2 separate regions of the Homo sapiens genome follow, and region 1 is linked to region 2. The links are chromatin loops, found by intact Hi-C in ENCODE. Cell type or tissue: PC-9. All regions are shown on one strand. Each heading gives the region's core, and the rest is flanking DNA. Links, peaks and the distances in the headings are about the cores only. Region 1 overlaps RIOX2 (ribosomal oxygenase 2). Region 2 overlaps CRYBG3 (crystallin beta-gamma domain containing 3).

Evidence for each region. A loop is a pair of places that touch in the nucleus more often than their neighbours do. Peaks named below come from ENCODE experiments on the same cell type or tissue, not always from the same donor. Only the 100,000 strongest peaks of a DNase experiment are listed, where the experiment ranks them.
Region 1: it touches region 2 in a loop (2.0-fold over the local background); 3 of 110 quality-filtered maps call a loop at or near these places.

The regions. Positions count from the first base shown.
Region 1 is chr3:97,948,354-97,958,134 of GRCh38, reverse strand. It overlaps RIOX2 (ribosomal oxygenase 2), which reads left to right. Exons shown (of 10, transcript NM_153182.4): 5 at 3,640-3,743; 6 at 7,247-7,349; 7 at 8,120-8,291. Among named protein-coding and RNA genes, the nearest start is that of RIOX2, 19 kb to the left of the region's middle. In PC-9, for the core only: no CTCF peak of the experiment used is centred there; DNase peaks (open chromatin) are centred at 1,824, 5,084 and 5,654; H3K4me3 peaks cover 1,018 bases; H3K27ac peaks cover 2,213 bases.
Region 2 is chr3:97,878,193-97,887,973 of GRCh38, reverse strand. CRYBG3 (crystallin beta-gamma domain containing 3) reads right to left here. Exons shown (of 22, transcript NM_153605.4): 5 at 8,226-8,270; 6 at 7,874-7,989; 7 at 6,755-6,902; 8 at 1,207-1,343. Among named protein-coding and RNA genes, the nearest start is that of CRYBG3, 61 kb to the right of the region's middle. In PC-9, for the core only: no CTCF peak of the experiment used is centred there; DNase peaks (open chromatin) are centred at 4,623 and 4,903; H3K4me3 peaks cover 981 bases; H3K27ac peaks cover 1,508 bases.

The DNA.
Region 1 (9,781 bases), core at 1,288-9,287, 71 kb before region 2:
CTAAGGGAAACAATCTTGCTGTTTAGGATGGGTGCCTATATTACAGGAGACTTAAATCAATAAACAACAGTAAAGGTAACCTTACTGGTTTTTTTTATGCTTTTAGTCAGTGGTCATCAAACTGTGGCCCATGGACCAGAAAATCTGGCCTGCTGCCTGTTTTTGTAAGTAGTTTATTGGAACACAGCCACACCCATTCCTTAATGTCCTGTGTTCATACTACACCAGCAGAGCGGACTAGTTGCCACAGAGATCACATGGCCCGCAAACCAAAAATACGTACTGTCTTTCCATTTGGCTCTTCACAGAGGTTGCCAGCTTTGTTGCATCATGTTTACATAGATTCACGGTTGGTTATCTTTAAAGACTAAGCCATCTGTACTCTCGGAAGTCAGGGCTGAGTTACTCAGGCCGGTGACCTGGCTACTTGCTCTGCCCGAGAAGGTCAGGCTTCATAGTGGCCTTTAAGTGTAAAGGGTGTGGATTCTTTGTATTGTTGCCATGCCCATGCCCATTAAACAGTCAACACAGAGTCCATTAGGAGATGCACTGAGTCTCCTGGACAGAGAAAGACCATGTTGTACAGTATTGTTCAAGTGTGTATGTGTATGTGCATGTCATTTTTTTTTTTTTTTTTTTAAGACAGAGTCTCACCCTGTCACCCAGGCTGGAGTGCAATGGCGTGATTTCAGCTAGCTGAAACCTCCGCCTCCCGGGTTCAAGCAATTCTCCTGCCTCAGCCTCCCGAGTAGCTGGGATTACAGCTGCCTACCACCATGCCCGGCTAATTTTTTGTATCTTTAGTAGAGACGGTTTCACCATGTTGGCCAGGCTGGTCTCAAACTCCTGACCTCGTGATCCACCTGCCTCGGCCTCCCAAAGTGCTGGGATTACAGGCGTGAGCCACTGCGCCTGGCCCACATTTGAGCTTTTAACCAGTGGGCCTCTTCAGGCGAAACCTTGTGTCAATGCCCAATGATGAAATAGAAAGGCTTAGTGGCTGTGGTTGAGGGATGGGCATGGGAGGGTGACAGTGGGGGTCTTGGAGCCCTTATCCGCTTCTTTCCCCTATGCTAGTGGCAGCCCGTGCAGTTCATCTGCAGACCCAGACTCCCAGGATGAGATCACGCCTGTGATGGAAACACCACTCTGTGGCTCAGGGATCTGACAGATCTGAGTTTGAATTCAGCTGCTGTCACTTATTAGCTGTATGTCCTTGGTCAAGTTATTAATCCAAGTCTCAGTTTCCTCTTTATTAAAACAGAGATCATGATATTTACCTTGCAGGCTATGAGGATTGAAAAATATTATTTTGCTGCCTCCTTTACAATAAATCTTTAGGCGGGGTGCGGTGGCTCACGCCTGTAATCCCAGCACTTTGGGAGGCCGAGGCAGGTGGATCACCTGAGGTCAGGAGTTCGAGACCAGCCTGACCAACATGTAGAAACCCCATCTCTACTGAAAATACAAAATTAGCTGGGCGTGGTGGCTCATGCCTGTAATCCCAGCTACTCAGGAGGCTGAGGCAGGAGAATCACTTGAACCCAGGAGATGGAGGTTGCAGTGACCGAGATCACGCCATTGCATTCCAGCCTGGGCAACAAGAACGAAACTCCGTCTCAAAAAAAAAAAAAAATCTTTAGAGGCAATATCTGTATGTCTGTCTGAGTTTTTCTGTTGCTTCTTGTCAAATTACCACAAACTCAATGGTTTAAAACAACATAAATTCATTATTTTATGCTTCTGAAGGTCAGGAGACTAAAAGGGATCTCTCTAGGGTTGCTGTACTGCATTCCTTCAGGAGGCTGTAGGGGAGAATGTTTACTTACGTTTTCCAGCCAGGAGGGTGGGGCAAATGTGTATGAAATGAATGAAATATAGTCATGTGCCAGTTGACATTTTAGTCAACAACAGACTGTATATGTGACAGTTGTCCCATAAGGTTATAATGAAGCTGAAAAATTCCTATCACCTAGTGTTATTGTAGCCATTGTAAAATGTTGTAGTGCTACGCATTACTCACGTGTTTGTGGTGATGCTGGTCTAAACAACCCTACTTCTTTGCTAGTCATATAAAAGTGTACAGTAGGGCCCTAGGCTCTCCCATTCACTTACCATCACTGACGGGCTCACCCAGAGTAACTTCCAGTCCTATGTAGATGTACCATTTATTATTGTTTATACTGTGTTTTTTCTTGTCCACGTTTAGATATATTTAAGTACACAAACACCATTGTGTTACAGTTTTCTACAGTATTCAGTACAGTCACATGCTGTATAGGTTTGGAGCCTAGGAGCAGTAGGCTGTACCATGTAATGTAGGTAGTACACTATACTACCTAGATTTGTAAGTACACTGATGTTTGCGCAGTGACATACCACTTTTCTCAGAACATAACCCCATTGTTAAGTGGCATGTGACTGTATACCTGAGAGTCTCACTCAGGCTGGCACAGAGACACTCAGTAAATGATAGTTATAATTATCAGTAAAGCATTTACTTGAAGTACTGTCAGTTTGTTGTCATTCAGGGAAAATTTGCAACTAAGATAGCTCTTATGAATATATATCATGATATATTCCTCTTGCTTTGAGGAGAATCTTAATTTTTTTTTTTAAGCTGGCATTTCTTGAGCTCTTTCTCCAGGGCTCATGGTCTTAACCATTGCACTAGACTACCTCTTGTAGTTGCAGAGAGAAGATGAGCTGCCCTCAAGATTCCCTCTTTTCTCCATAGGTAGCTGCTACATGGAATATTTTGGCCTGAGTGGGATTGGGAAGGAGGCAGCTCAGGGCAGGAGTAATTTGGGGAGAATGTTTTGGTCCACCCACTTGGAATAGGGTAGAGGAGGCTCAGCTGCCCAAGAAAATGATGAATTTTTGATTACATCTTATTTTTCAGTTGAAATAGGGATTGTATAGTTTTTCAATTCATCCCAACATTCATTGAGCCTGTGTTGAGTGCTAGGTGCTTTGCTAGGGTAGGCTCTGGGAAAGACAAGATGGTAAGATACAGACCCTGCGCCTAGAAGTACTCAAAAATTATCAGGAAGTGGGGGACTGGCGGATAAAATCATATAATCCAATCACATGCCCATCATTGCCCTAAGAGCTTGGAAGCAGCATCTCTAATCCTCAAAATAATCCTGTAAGGTTTGGGGCTATTAAACTTCATTTTACAGATAAAGAAACTGAGGCTTTGGGCAGGTAAATTGCCAGATCATCAGCCAGTAAGTGGCTGTGTCTGTGTGACTCTAAATTCAAGCTCCTACTCTTAACCACTGAAGCATGCAAGAGGGAGGAAGCAGGCGTCCCAGGCACAGGATGTTACCTTCCTTGATCCCTGCATCAGGGCAGGGTAGTCTCAGGTGAGTCTAGTCTCAGCTTGAGAATGAAAAGATAGTGACTTCAGGCACCGAGAGCCTCTCGTGGATCATGGTTAACAGTGACAGGCTCACGGACACAGAGAAGCTAGACTAGCTGCACACGACATGAGCCCAGCATATAGACTGTGCCTTGAGGTTGTGGTTTCTAGAATGGAGAACTGAGACTCAAAGCCCATATTTATCTCCCTGAAATGAAGAGGACTGAGAAGGAATACTTATTAACTTCTCTACCCTTTCCTATTCCTTCCTTTAGCCGGGTGATTTGTTGTACTTTCCCAGAGGAACCATTCATCAAGCGGACACTCCTGCGGGGCTGGCCCACTCTACTCACGTGACCATCAGCACCTACCAGAACAAGTAAACACTGCCTCCCAGCTGCACATGCTAGGACAGCTCTGAGTCCTGGCCTGCAGCAGCCACATTCAGGAGGGATATGAGGGAGTTGGCCCCTACCTCCTATGCAAACCCCAGGGTTTATGTCCTTTACTGACTTCCACATTCCTTTGATGTCCCATGTATGTGACTGGTCCCTCTGGACTTGCTTCTGGGGACATCATGAACCTGACTCTGTAGGATGTGGGGCATTGCCCAAATAGAGAGTCACATAGTTTGGAAAGAAAGAGACTAGCTGTGGGTACATCAGTGTGTTAGTGATGCCAGGCTGGGCTCATACTCTCTCTCTTTTTTTTTAATATGATAAAATATATAGAACATAAAATATACCATTTTAAACCATTTTAAAGCATAGTTTGACATTAATTACATTCACACTCTTGTGCAGCCATCACCACTATTCGTTTCTAAAACATGTTTATTCCAACAGAAACTCTGTACCCATTGAAATCTCTTGGTCTCTTTGAGGGTTTCTCTTTTTACAGTCCATGAAGTTAAAGTAGGACAGGCAGTCTGGAACAGCAGGAACTAAAGTGCATGTGCTGACAGCAGTTCCAATTAAAATCATGTTCATTTCAGCTAGTACCTCCTCACTGGGTGGCAGTGCTGTGTGAGTTATATCCAAAAAGCAGCAACCTTGCTGGTCCAAATCATATTTAAAAATACTAATCATGGCCAGGCGTGGTGGCTCACTCCTGTAATCCCAGCACTTTGGGAGGCTGAGGCGGGTGGATCGCTTGAGGTCAGAAGTTTGAGACCAGCCTGGCCAACATGGTGAAACCCCATCTCTACTAAAAAAAATACAAATATTAGCCAGGTGTGGTGGTGTGCACCTGTAATCCCAGCTACTCTGGAGGTTGAGGCAGGAGAATCACTTGAACACAGGAGGTGGAGGTTGCAGTGATCCAAATCACGCCACTGCACTCCAGCCTGGGCGACAGAGCGAGACCCTGTCTCAGGAAAAAAAAAAAAATACTAGTCATGAGTTAATGTGTTAAACAAATATGTACTAGACATTGTGTTTGTTGCTGGGAATTCAAGGATTTTATCGAAGGGGTTTTGAGAGAGCTTATACTTTGGAATTGGTTGTAGGAGAAGAGATGGTGTGATAAATTCTATTGTAGGTTTGCAGAGGAGACTCTTGGAGCATAGAGGAATGCATTTAGCTAAGTAGGGGCATTAGAGAAGCCTTCAGAAATGACACCAATGCTGAGTGAGTCTTAAAGGATGAGTAAGTAGGGGTGGGTCAGCAGATCAGAGTAGGAGAGGACATTCTAGGTCCAAGGGACGGCAAGTCACCTCCTACCTTCAGGGCCAGAACTTGCAAAACAAGTTAGTAAGCATACCTCTGCTTCCTCATCAGACTTTTCAGTGTGAATTTCACCTCTACATTTAAAAGACTTACTGGAGGAATTAGCTGAGGCCTGGCCCTAGTTTAGTGCTATCTTTCCCACAAGTAGAAGGCCCAAGTTTGTATTAGGCTTCCATTTTGAAAAATGCCCTCATCACTTTGGCTAGGTAGGTTCCTTGCATTTTAAGGGACAGAAAGTCACCAAAGCCAGCTCAAGAAGTGCAGGGTCACTTGAGGGAGTGAGTCCTAGAAACTCCAGGCTACAGAGAGGCTGGAATTAGAAGTCCATTCTGGATTCAGAGCAGTTCTGGACCACATAGTTTGGCCCTTTGAATATCCGTGCATCTGTGGGTGTCCCATCGTTAATGTTTCTCAGGTACTCCCTTTCTGTAATTCTCTTTTCCATTTCTCTTGCTGCTACCAACTGGTTTTCTAGTGACTGGTGTTTTCTCCCTTCTGTTCCTTCTTCAGCTTCTGTTTACTCATAACATTAGGCCATCACCAGTTGCTACTCTGACCTCCATCTCATTGACCCTGTTAGCTTTTGCTTCTGCTAAGGACCTGACTCACTCTCTGTTTCCCAATCCCAAGAGTGAGGAACTGGCCGGCTGCCCCTGGGTCCTATTCATTTCTTCTCTTTTCAGCTGGGGCTGGGAAGAGCTTCCTAAGTTACAGAAGTTGCCTGCTTAGGATTGTGGGTGGGTACCATGATCAATGTGTCCAGGCTGGATTTTGACCTGTGTCTTGGACAGTGATGCTGGAGCTAGAATGAGAAGATGTGACTTGAGGGCCATTGCTCCCCAGAAATGATCCTGTGTTTTGAGCCTAATGCTCCTTCAGGTACCATGTAAAGGTGAATATTTGGGGCCTCTTCCTAACACCTGTCAAGGTAGCATTGTTGGAGTGTTTGGGGGTCTGCTGTATGTTGTTGATTTGGTTGTTTTACCAAAGTGGACCCTTCAAGAGATATTCCTAAATTGTGGGAAGTCCCAATATCTATTCTGACTCTTAGAGGAGCACTATTTAACTTCTACTAAATTCCTCCATGAGCTGTTGCTGTATGACTTCCACCTACATAAACCTGCAAAGGAAGCACATATTGTATGGTGCTGAGAGATCTGCATGTGCCCTCCGGGTTGAGACTCAATTAAAGATGCAGGGTTGGATATAACATTAAGTCACAAAGCAGTGAGGCCGCCAGGTAGTAGATGTCTTGGGAAAAGTGTCTCTCATGTGGCTTTTGTCCTCCTTTGCAACTTTTCTGGGAGGGAAGCATAACAGTGTTAATTTTGCTTACTGAGTGAGAAGTAAAAGTCATACTGTGAATTTCCATTTTCTACTAGCCGGCAATTTGAAATCTGCTGGTGACACAGGAAAATTTTAAATAGCTAAGAAATGTTTAAAGAGAGCATCCCCACAGAGTGCATTTCTTACACCGGCACGCACTTAGGAATGAGCCAATTCCAGATACCCCAGAGAAAGCAAAGGTAATTGAATAGGGATATTTGTCCCTAGATGTTATTTTTAGTCACTGGCTTCTATCCCCCGGTAAAACCACTGCTAGACATAATTGTTTTGGAATTATTGATGGTAGATATTTTCTTTAGGAGTAGCATCCCTTGTAAGTGACAAGGAAAATGTAACATACAACTGTTCAAATAATTACACAATCCAGATATCTTGCTGTTACCCCAAATTTGTTGTATTTATTGCACATAAAATTTGGTTTTAGATCCTATAATGACTGTTTAAATTTCCTACAAATCTCCCCTCATAGACACTTTTGTTAAAAATTTGGTCCATTGAACTTCCTGTTTTATGAAAGTCTATGGTTAATTTTCTGAGAGCTTTTAAGAGAAATCAGTATTGAAGCCTAGCTTCCCACTTTTAACTTTGCAAGTGAGTGTCTGGAACGGGGAGGGAGGAAACAGGGTGGTTGATGAAGGTCTTAGATTTCCATGCTGAGTAATGTCCAATTAATGGAACTCAAAATGCCTGGACAGGGAAGCCATAATCCAATTTGTAGCTTTTGGCTTTACTAGCAATAAGTATTTTATGTATATTTCGTATGCACTCACTGTTTTGGTTTTTTTTTCCCCCTTGGTGCATATCCTAGTTCATGGGGAGATTTCCTTTTGGATACCATCTCGGGGCTTGTATTTGATACTGCAAAGGAAGACGTGGAGTTACGGACCGGCATACCCCGGCAGCTGCTCCTGGTAAGGAGTAAAGGCAGGTAGGAATGAAGGATGGTAGCTGCAGCCCAGGCCAGCTGAAGTCCTACCTTAAGGACCCCAGGATACTTCTTCCAACATGAGCCAGGCTTGTCTACTGTGCTGCACTGCTGAGCTGTGTGACTTGCAGAATGAGTGGAGTGCCATGTGTTATGTGGTGATCCAAAGAACTGTGATGTTGTACAGACAGCTCTGTATTTCACAGTGGCAGTAGCAGGCAGTGTGAAAATGTTGGTTGAGTAAATGAATAGTACGGCCAGGAGAACTGTAGATTTAGCACACATCAGATTACTAGTTAAGAGAAACTCACTGTACTGGAGATCCTGGCCTCGGTGTATTCGTTGGCCTCCTGTTCTTTTATTACATTTTGAAACAGGAGTGTTATTTGATTAGTTTTGAGATGAGTGGATTAGAGCTGAGTTGAGCAAAGGTTGCTTTCTCTGAAGCATTCATCTTAGGACAGTGACCTGCTTTCCAAAAGGCAGAGCTCAGACTGTACCATATTTCCAAGGATCTCTATTTCTAGGCAAAATTCTGAAAATTTTTTGCAAACAATAGGCAGCTTAGAATTAACAGTGTTTATAAGGAAATGATGAGATATCATTCTTAGGGGCTCAGGTTGTCCCTTCCCCTTTGGAATGACATGGATTAATGTCTATACCCGGTGGCTGGCAGTTTTGCAGTCTACTGTGGAGACTGAGCTGGGCAGTAAGTTCTGCTGGCATCTGGGCCAGGACTCACTTCTGTGTTCCTAGCAGGTGGAATCCACAACTGTTGCTACAAGACGATTAAGTGGCTTCCTGAGGACACTTGCAGACCGGCTGGAGGGCACCAAAGAACTGCTTTCCTCAGACATGAAGAAGGATTTTATTATGCACAGACTCCCCCCTTACTCTGCGGGAGATGGGGCAGAGCTGTCAACACCAGGTGGAGCTTGCTGTTTTCTTCTGGGTGGTCAGAGGCTAATGCAGGATGTTTACGGTTTTTCTGGGTAGGCTCCTTTTTGAACAGATGGAAAGTATGAAGTGCTTTCGTGTTAATGTGGACCACATCCATCCTTAGTGAATATGGGCAGACGAGATGTGCTGCACTCAACCTTTAGCAACCTGTATCTTAGAAGTCATTTGGAAAGAACTTGTATCCCACCCTGATGGGAAATAAGAGCCCTGTCCTTTTGGGTGAGAAATATGTATATTTATAGGTACTCTGGTATTCATAGTCTTCAGGAAGTTTTCAAAATTTGAACATTGAAATAATCTTGTTGGAATTAAGTCAGGGTTGGGTTGTCTTTATTTGTGTTGCTTAAAGGAATACCTGAGGCTGGGTAATTTATATAGAAAAGAAGTTTATTTGGCTCATGGTCTGCAGGCTGTACAAGAAGCATGGTGCTGGTATCTGCATTTGGAGAAAACCTCAGGCTACTCACAGTGGAAGGGGAAAGGGAGCTGGCATTTGCAGAACACATGGTGAGAGAGGAAGCAAGAGCGAGGAGAAGTGCCAGGCTCTTTTTAACACCAGCTGTCATGGGAACTAATGGAACAAGAAGTCACTCACCGCCCCCAACCCCAGGGAATTATCTATTCATGAGGGATCTGCTCCCCACAATGTGACCCAAACACCTCCCCTTAGGCTGCACCTCCACACTGGGGATCAAATTTGAACATGAGATTTGGATGGGACAAACATCCAAATCATAGCATGGGTAAAATTGTTACCATCAGCCAGTGAGATTCAAGAAATGTCCAAGATTATCATCAACCTTCTCCAAGGCACAGGTGCCTAATTTATGACAGATTTAGGCTGCAAATGATATAACATACTTTTGGATGGATGATGTCATTGATGACTTCCAGATGGATGATGTCAGTATCCTATAGCAAAGACCACCAAGAACATACTCCTGAATTCAGACGAAATTGGATTTATTGACTTGTTGCAGTGGGAAGACCACACACCATTGAGAACTGCAGGGCATCTCAGTAAAACGGTGTTAGAAAAGACTTATAGGACTCAGGTGTATGTTAGGTGATTTTGGAGAGGGTTCAAGGAAGCAGGGCTTTGCTCTGGATTGGATGCTGTCAGGAAATGGAAGGGATTCTATGATTAAGTCTCCTAAATGTTATCTGGTAGGCAGGAGGAATGTATGAGGCTGAAGTTATCAATGGTAAAGCGGAAGTGGTCACTCATTAGCCAGAGTAGGGGGATGTTCGGTCAGTGTTGTGGTTTGGAATATGTTCTTGCCTTGCCTGAGTCCAGACATGAGTATGTACGGAGTGGTGGTGTTTTGTTTTGACCTATCATGGTGACAGTGATCTCTGATGTTAGCATTCTGTGGAATTGCCTGTGTTCAACAGGAGAACACAAAGACCTAGCTGTGAGTGCCAGGCCAGCTTTTTGGCTGCTGTTCTTTCTCAGGG
Region 2 (9,781 bases), core at 1,781-9,780:
AGAGGTAGGGATTCCACAAGGTGTTTTACATTTTGAGCCACGTTTTCAGAATCAATATCAGTTCTATTGGCTGCCTAAGGAACAGTATTTGCAATTGGATTCCCAAAAGACCCATCTTCCAGCTAAGCTTGATAATTACAGACATTCCTCATGGACACAGCCAATTACTGGCCTACCCCAAAGTTGTTTTTTGTTTTTGTTTTTGTTGTTTTTTCTTGAGACAGAGTTTTGCTCTTGTTGCCCAGGCTGGAGTGCAATGGTGCTATCTCAGCTCACCACAACCCCTGCCTTCTGGGTTCAAGCGATTCTCCTGCCTCAGCCTCCCAAGTTACTGGGATTACAGGAATGCGCCACCATGCCCAGCTAATTTTTTTGTATTTTTTTAGTAGAGATGGGGTTTCTCCATGTTGGTCAGGCTGGTCTCGAACTCCTGACCTCAGGTGATCCACCCACCTTGGCCTCCCAAAGTGTTGGGATTACAGGCGTGAGCCACCACACATGGCCAGCCTGCCCACAAGTTCTAATTCACATGTGGGGGAGACAAAAATGTTGTCCTACAGTGTCCCCAGAATTGTATACCAACCATCATCAAAGTAAACAAAAACAGTGAGGGAGCAGAGGGTTTCATGTTGAGCCAGATATCCACAGGGTTTGGAGTCAAGTCAATCTGGGAATGAACTAAGACTGAACTTAGACCCATAGTCCTAACAGATACCTCTAGAACCAGAGAGGCCTAGTATCAAATCCATGCTTACCGGCTAGTAGCCTGGGACAAATCACTCATATATAATATGAGAGTAACACCATCTGCCTTTCAGGAACAGAGGAGTCATAAACAAAAAAGCCATATGTGCCTGATACCACAGAGGCAGTCAGTGACTATCAGAACTTAGACACTCTAGAAATAGTTCAGGCTCCAAAATTTTAGGCCAGGGACATGCTTTTATTTCTCAATCACAGAATTTGTTGGATGAAAAGACAATAGATCCATATATCAAGAACTACATCTCAGAATTCTATACCTGCTCCTGTGAGTCATATATCAAAGCTCTAATTAGATCCAAAGAATCTTTTAACCCCTGCAGTCTTTCTTGGGTGACTGAGAGTATAAACATTAGCTAGAAACTTTAGAAAAATGTATGTCATCTATTGAAATATGAAATTGGTGGCCATCAATCACTATAATAAAAAGGAACTGATACGTACACTCCTGACTTCACAGTGAAGGACACAGATTTGGAGATATTCAGTTCTTCCAAATTGGGGACTGCTCTCTGTATGTAGACAGGACAACAGGCTGGGTCAGATTGTGGGAAAAGCTCTATTTCTGGAATGCTGCAGTCCTGAAAAAAAAAAATAATTTGGCTTTGAAATCAACTAGAGTCACACAGTCCAGTCTTCTCAATGTCCTGGACATACAGTTACACTGTTCTCATTATTGAGTTGAATTTCTTCACAAAGAAAACATAAAGGAAATATTGTTTCTCCTCACCCTTTTTTTTTTTAAAAAGTTTTTCTAAAAAGCTGTTAATGACATGAAAATCATAAATTTTATGGAAAAATTATTGTCTCAATGTTTCTGCTTTGTTTTTTAAAGATTCGTTCCATTAAGCAATGCTTAGAGTTACCAAATTGAGTTCAGATTTCAGAGTTACCAAACTATTTGAGTGCCAAATGTCTGTAAGCCTTCCTTCTTAGCAGTATAATAAAACCATAAGGGAGGAAGAGAGTTAAATAAAAGCTGATCTCATCGGGGATATAAAAAAACAAGTAGAGAAGCAGTACCCTCTTCAGTGTTTATCTAATTTACATTGACAAAAGAAATAGTCATTAGAGGTGAGGGTAAAGGAAATCTGTTTTCCTCCCTGTAGGACTCCATTTCCTAGTGCAGTAGGTTTGAAGAAGAAAAGCATTATGAAATTGACCCTTTACTCCATCACAGTCTTAAAAAATCATGCACCCATTGTCCTGTGAGACCTTCCTTAAAAATTTCCCTCATGCATATCTCTTCTTACATATTTCCACTGTCACAGCCCTTGGTTAGGCCCAAACTTTGATTACAGGCCTACTTACAACCACTAGTCAAGCACTAGCTACTACTCTTTAGACAGCTGAACTTGTTAGAACATCACTTTCCTCAAGAAACTCATTGGCTTCAGACCCAAGCACATCAAATTCATGTTTCTGTTTGTCTTTCTATAATAGGACACCAAACTAGTGATCCACACTAACTTCCTACAACTCTGCAATCATATTGGTCTTCATGCTATCTCCACTTCCACTCCAGCCTCTGTAGGCTTTGCAGATGTTTCCCCTATCTCAACTAAAGAAATAATTCTTTGTATTCTTACTTTCAAAAAGCTCTTCTAATAGTCAAGTTCTAACTCAAAAAAAGACCTTATCCCTTCTTAGGGAATCAAAATTACAATTATTTTTTCCCTTCTCTGAAATTACAGGTACATTTCTGTCTTAACACACTATCTCAATACTCATGAGTATTTAATGATAGAACTCGATACAACTCAAGTTTTAGTAATTATCCCCTATGACACTGTGAGATTCAAATGCATATGCTTTAATAGGTAAATGTAATAATAGAGGTGGCATTTATAAGAGACTGAACAATTCTACTTAAGTTTTGCAATTCTAAAAGTATAATAGTCTGATTTTTCAACTTTTCCCCAAACTGAATTCTCAATCATTCTTATTAATATACAAAAGCAAGCAAGTTTATACATCTCATTTTCAGAAAATTGGTTCTAAAATGCAAAATAGTAAAGAAGCATAATCTAAAATATCCTTTAAAGTATAAAAGTATACTTCGTTCTAAAGTTTCACTTCAAAAATAAGCAGAAATGTTTAGAACAGTCACCTGTCAATCCTCAAGGCTCTTTTGTATGCTATTAATAATAGAGTTCTAGTAACATTATTTCAAATACTTCCAAATTAATGTCCCCCCAGGGATCTGAGTTATAGTAACAAAATACATAACTAACTGTCTCACACAAACAAATTTCCTCTGCATTGTGTTGTACAAACAATGTTTGGGTGGTGTACTCTAAAAGGGAAAAGCTAAGAAGCATTCAAGTCTACAACAACACAGATGGAAACAGTATAATAGCAAAAGTGTAATCACTAAAAAATGAAAATAAACAAAAATGAGAAGGCATATGTTTGCTGTTATCTTCACTAGAAAACTAATTTTTGCTCTAGTTGATTGAAAAAGATTTCACTGTTAAGTTCTATCTTCACGGTGGCTATTCACAGAAATAGCATGCTTTGCAAAACATATGTATAATTCTTGATGGACAAAGAAAGTCAAACACGAGCAACTGCAAGCCACTTTAAAGTAACCTAGAAACAAAAAACAATTTAAGTTTATATGGCTTCCTTGTATACTTTCGTAGTCCTGCTACACTTTTCAAATATATTAGTGAAATTTGCAAACTTATACTATTATGGCAATTAGTAAGAATGAAGACAGTTTTATAGTTAACAAAATCACAGTAAACAAACACAGTAAGAAAATATATTTGTCTCTACCTTATATAAGATACCTCAGTCCTGCATCTAACAACAGATCTTACCATAAGAAAGATGTCATATCTTTTAAAAAAAACCTTAAATACACAGTAAACATAGTAATTTGCAATATTCATTTATTCTAATTTTATAAATGAAAGCACTTGAATCAAGATTCACCACACTACTACCTTCACCCCCAATTATTTTCCCTGGGTACAAAGACAACCCTTAACTGGAATCTACAATTACTGATTACTGAGGTTATTCGCTATACCTGTCAATCCTCAAGGCTCTTTTGTATGCTATTAATAATAGAGTTCTAGTAACATTATTTCAAATATTTCCATATTAATGTCCCCCCAGGGATCTGAGTTACAGTAACAAAATACGTAACTAACTGTCTCACACAAACAAATTTCCTCTGCATTGTGTTGTACAAACAATGTTTGGGTGGTGTACTCTAAAGTGAAGACATCATGAAATAACTATCTTTAAAGGACATTAAAGTCTTGACTACACCAATATAACAACTAATATAAAGATGATTCAACAAGATAAAGTTGGCATAGAATAGGGAGAAGTGAATCCGTCATGGAAACAACCACCATGAAAGTGAAGCAACGATAGGAAGAATTCTGACAACGTTGGAAAAAGGAAGCAGTTTGATGCCTAATTATTACTTTGTAAAATATTTAAACAAGGCTCATGCCTCTTCCATTCAATGCTCAATAGTTTTATTTTCCTTCCTCACTAAAAGTTGTTAACCTGTTCGAGACACACGAACTAACACTGCAACTAAAAAAAAAATGATTCCGAGAACAAACACTAGAAGAAAAAGTACAAGCCTGACTTACTCTTTCTTATAATATATTCTAAGCAAATGGTGGACGTGCAAATATCCATTCAAATATCTATGCTCACCAGATTAAATCTGTTTGATTTTATTGTTTGATTTTGGTGGGGGGGGTGAGAGAGGTGGCTGTTTGCCATATATTACTCATTTTTTTCCCACTAGGCCTTGGCATAGTGCCTGATTTCACAAAGAAAGCACAAAACCACAAGTGATATAAATCTTAGAAGAGTTCAGTTACGAACTAACTAGTCATTTTTTCAAGGAATTTCTAGTTGAGTTAATAGAGTGAGCACTCAAATGGTTATCTGCAGAACTGAACTGACTACAGTTAAATCTTTCAGTGAAAATGGACATTGCTCTCTCCACTTCAGCCATCTTAATCTCCTTGCAGTATACTAGGCCACCAAAGCTCACCTCTGTATCTGACAAAAGTGGCTCTGCCAGGAACTCCCTCATATCTCCCAGACTGCTTAACTCCTGTTAGTCCTTGCAACATTCCAAACAGGTGCCACCTCCTCCAGGTGACACGCCTCTTCCCAAAGGTGAGTTGTTTCTTCTGTGTGCCCTGGAGAACGCTTCTCACATCATATAATCATGTGACTCAGCTGCTCTCCCCGAGTCTTTAAGCAACCTGAAGTAAGGAACCATATCTCACTTGTATTTCTATTCCCTGTGCACACCACAGTATTGGCTCAAAAGCAGACACAAATATTGTTAAATATAGGTTTGCCTACAGCTTTGCAGACAGTATTGATTCACATAAAATATGTGCAGACACCTTTATAACTTAGAGTTTTTCTGTAGGCTATATTTAATTTCTCTGAATGCTATAGACCACTGTCAAGAGTTTAATAATAACAATCCAAGTCATCATGATAGTTTTCATCTCAATTTATACTTTTTATGTATATAAATGAAATCTCCATAACTTGAAAACTACATATATCCATTACTGTCACATGAGTAACTGTACTGTATCACATATTATGAAGGAAATCTTAAGAATACATGTGAGGAGAATTCTGTCCTTATCTAAGATGTCCTTATCACTAATTAACCCCTCCTCTATACTACCACAGAACTTCTTACAAAATATTTTATTATATTGGAAGACCCTTCTCATCTTAGTATTAATATTTTCTAAGCAGAAAAGTAAAAAATACCTTCCCTTCCTATTCCAATCCTCCCTTATTTCCCCTAACACACACACATGCATGCACACACGTCTATACTAAGTAGTAGCAATCTACACTAGAAAAAGATATATCTGGAAATCAATAAGGAATCTCTAAGATTCCTGAATAGTATACTTCTAATTAGGAACAGTGTATACTAATTAGGAGTATTCTGTAATACTGTGCTGCTATTATTATTATTATTATTATTATTAGACAGAGTCTTGCTCTGTCGCCCAGGCTGAGTGCAGTGGCATGATCTCAGCTCACTGCAACCTCTGCCCTCCAGGTTCAAGTGATTCTCCTGCCTCAGCCTCCTGTGAAGCTGGGATTACAGCTGCCCACCATGACATCTGGTTAATTTTTGTATTTTTAGTAGAGACAGGGTTTCACCATGTTGGCCAGTCTGGTCTTGAACTCCTGACCTCAAGTGATCCACCCACCTCAGCCTCCCAAAGTGCTGGGATTACAGGTGTGAGCCACAGTGCCCAGCCAATACTATACTATTATATATTACTAGGAGTATTACAGTAGGAGCAGTAGCATACTAATATAGTAGTATACTATTATAGTATAGTGTATAGTATACTATTATAGGAGAATACTATTCCTATTAGCTTATTTTAATAGCAATAGTATAATCCTATAAAATATATATATAGTACATCATGTAACATTTTATATGTTTATTTATTATTACTTTTTGAGACTGAATCTCACTCTGTCGCCCAGGCTGGAGTGCAGTGGCGTGATCCTGATTGACTGCAACCTCCGTGTCCCGAGTTCAAGTGATTCTTGTGCCTCAGCCTCCAGAGTAGCTGGGATTACAGACTTGCACCACCACGCCCGGCCAATTTTTGTATTTTTAGTAGAGACAGGGTTTCACCATGTTGGCCAGGATGGTCTCGAACTCCCAATCTTAGGTCATCTGCCCACCTCAGCCTCCCAAAGTGCTGGGATTACAGGCATGAGCCACCACGCCCGGCCCATGTAACATTTTATAAACTACATTACCTCTGGTTAATATTTTTAATTGCCATTCACTCTATTTGCATAAATTCAAAAGATTATCAATATGGTAATGAAGATTAATAACAGCACAAAAATTAGCAATGATTTGTAAACATCGCCAGGCCACAGCACAGGTTTACTATATGATAAATAAAATCAAATAAAAAATAGAAAAATCTACAGTTGTTACCTTTAAGACACGTTTGAGAGAACCCAATATAAAGTTTCTTTGTGGATGCCTTCTGTTCTGAAGAATCCAGTCACGATTTAACACCTTTTCCCCTTCTTCTAGCACACATTTCTGACCTCGGAAATGTGGTTTCTCATATAAAATCCAGCTAAACAAAGAGAAATGCAATGATGAGTTATATTTAATTTTCTAAGAAATAAGGCATATAAGTCACAGACCATTTTGTCTACTTAAATTTTTTAAGCTGGGATATCTTCCACTATTAGCATATAACCCTATTTTTTGAAACAATGATATATGCTAATTTAAGTACAGGCGAACAGTAAAGAAAAAATAAAAGTGCATATACCTTGGAAATAAAAATACTTTCTGAACATAGTACCACAATATATTTCTATGTCTATATTTATGTATGTATGCTCTTTATAGATGTGGTCTATACGAAACTATACAGTTGCATAAAAAACAATAGTGCAACAATTCCAAATTATACTTCTAATTTTCTTGTTGCTGAATAACACAGGACACATGTCCCATTTTATTATATGAAGACGAGATTACACCATATGATTTAAGACATGAATGCTGACCTGGGTAGCCTAAACACTGGACAGATAAATTCTGGCTCCAGCATGTCCATGGGTCATGGTCCATAATAAATAGATAGGGTTGCCCCTCATTTTTAGACCATACAAAGATTCCTTCACTTCTTGAGCAAGTCAGCTATACAAACAACTTTAACTATGTGGCCTTCACATTCCTCAGCATCCCACAAATTCTGAACTCATTTTCAAAGCTATGCTTCATTCAACTGAAGCATTCACCCAAACTTGCCAAATCTATCCTGCTAATAATGTAGTTACAGAATGGTATTGATTGTATAGATTAGGTCTTGCAACTTACTGGCTTAAGCACTAAAAACAGATTGTATTTTATGCCATAGTAAATAAAAAGAACAATTAAGTTATAACACACTAATAATAATGTTTCAAAATCTTCTGTCGAAAAGTAGAGGAAGGAGAATATGACTTCAATAAAAAATAGAAAAAAAAGCATTAACAGCAAGAAGACACATTTAATTTAAGAAAATATGCTATAAAATTTTAAGAAACTTCTTACCAGCCCCTTACAACTTTTATTAGAACTCCATTTGGAAAAGACCATGATGTAGCATCAGGAATATTACAGTAGACTTCTTGTTTATATGTACTTTCATGGAGATCATAGATAACCATCTGCAACACAGTAAATAGCAGTAAGTAGTTACAATAACTAATTTTTAGAATGTATTTTAAATTCTAAAATGTCCTAGAACATAGAAATAAATATCCTAAATATACAAAAGCAAATGTTACTTTAGATGTTAAATCCTTGAATAAAATCATTATCTAAGTCACTTATATTAAATTCCTCAAGCCTGAAAGTTACCTAATGTTTAACCTTTATCTTAGTTTGAGAAAGTTATCCTTACCTTCCCAGGTCTTGGGTTACATCTCAGAGTTTGTTTGTCAACATTCTGAAATAATAAAAGTGGAAAAGTAAGCTTTAAGAAACATCGGTGAAAAGATGCATAATTCATTTTCTTAGCAGTCTTGTATCCAATTTATCACATATTTAGTTAGTGATCATTATGAGCAAGGTGCTTCTCTCGATACAAGTGATATAAATACAAATATATAGGAAATTAACACATTGTCTCTGCCCTCAAGAAGTACATAGCTTAGAATGGGTCAAACAGATGATCATATTTGCATAGCTCTACTAAGCCAGGGGACTAAGTTACATTCACAGGTAAAATACAAGGAAAACACTAGGTTATGGAAATGGCACCAGCATGGAGGTGAGGGCATACAGAGGTTCAAAGAGGCATTTCTGAGGAAGTAGTATTGAGGGACCTTGAAAAACAATATTTCAGTGAGTGGAAAATGTGGCAGGTTGTGATGGGATAGTGAATAAAGAAATTCTAGGAAGAGAACCATCCTGGGGAAAAGTGTACTGGTAGGAAACACAGAGTGTGCACCCAGAGTGTGGGGAGACAAGGCTGGCAAAACAGAACTTGGGAGCCTTATAATGCAGAGTTAAGAGGTGCCACTTGATTTGGTAGGCAGTGGAGAACCATGAAAGAAATATTTCTTCAAATCCTATCATTTCTTTTAAAATGACTTTGCTTTGCAAGGTTTTGGTTGGTCTTTGAGTATTACTATTTGCCATGAAGATTGTTTAAGGTAAAAATACAGGCCTTGGACATCCTGTATCTTTATCTTGAAAGTACCATGATCTTGGAAATGCCAGAAAGGAAAGTCCCATATTTAATAAGCATTCTACATTAAATATTTAAATATTTCTAAATCAAAGAAAACTGTAATTGAATTTAAAACATTTTCCAGCTATAAAGTTTTCAGTTCTTTTGTTTGATTTAGGTTGCTCACTGCCCTGCGTTGCATGAACAACATGAGTTGTTGTAGTGCGAGGCTGCTGTCAAATACTTAAAAATTTTACTTAACAGAAAGATTTTTCATGAAACTAATAAGCTAAATGCAAAGTGACAATTTTCCCACATACAGTACCTTGAGAAATTTGGAATGTTGTCACTTAATTTAGTTTGAAAAATATTAGCAAAAGACTTCAAAATAACCTTGCTTCAGTATTATGCTTTTTAAATTCTGACCAAGCAATTTTTTTTTCTAAGTAGTCCAGCTAAAATACATGAGTTATGATATATTTCAACCAAAGAATCTGATATTTTTATGAAACAAACTTTATACAACTTCTACAACCTCAAAACATTTTCTTTTTTGCTTTGTTTGTTTGAGACGGAGTCTCACTCTATAGCCCAGACTGGAGTGCACTGGTGCGATCTTGGCTCACTGCAACCTCTACCTCCCAGGTTCAAGCCATTCTCTGCCTCAGCCTCCCCAGTAGCTAGGATTACAGGCGCCCGCCACCATGCCCGGCTAATTATTTTTTATTTTTAGTAGAGACAAGGTTTCACCATCTTGGCCAGGCTGGTCTTGAACTCCTGACCTC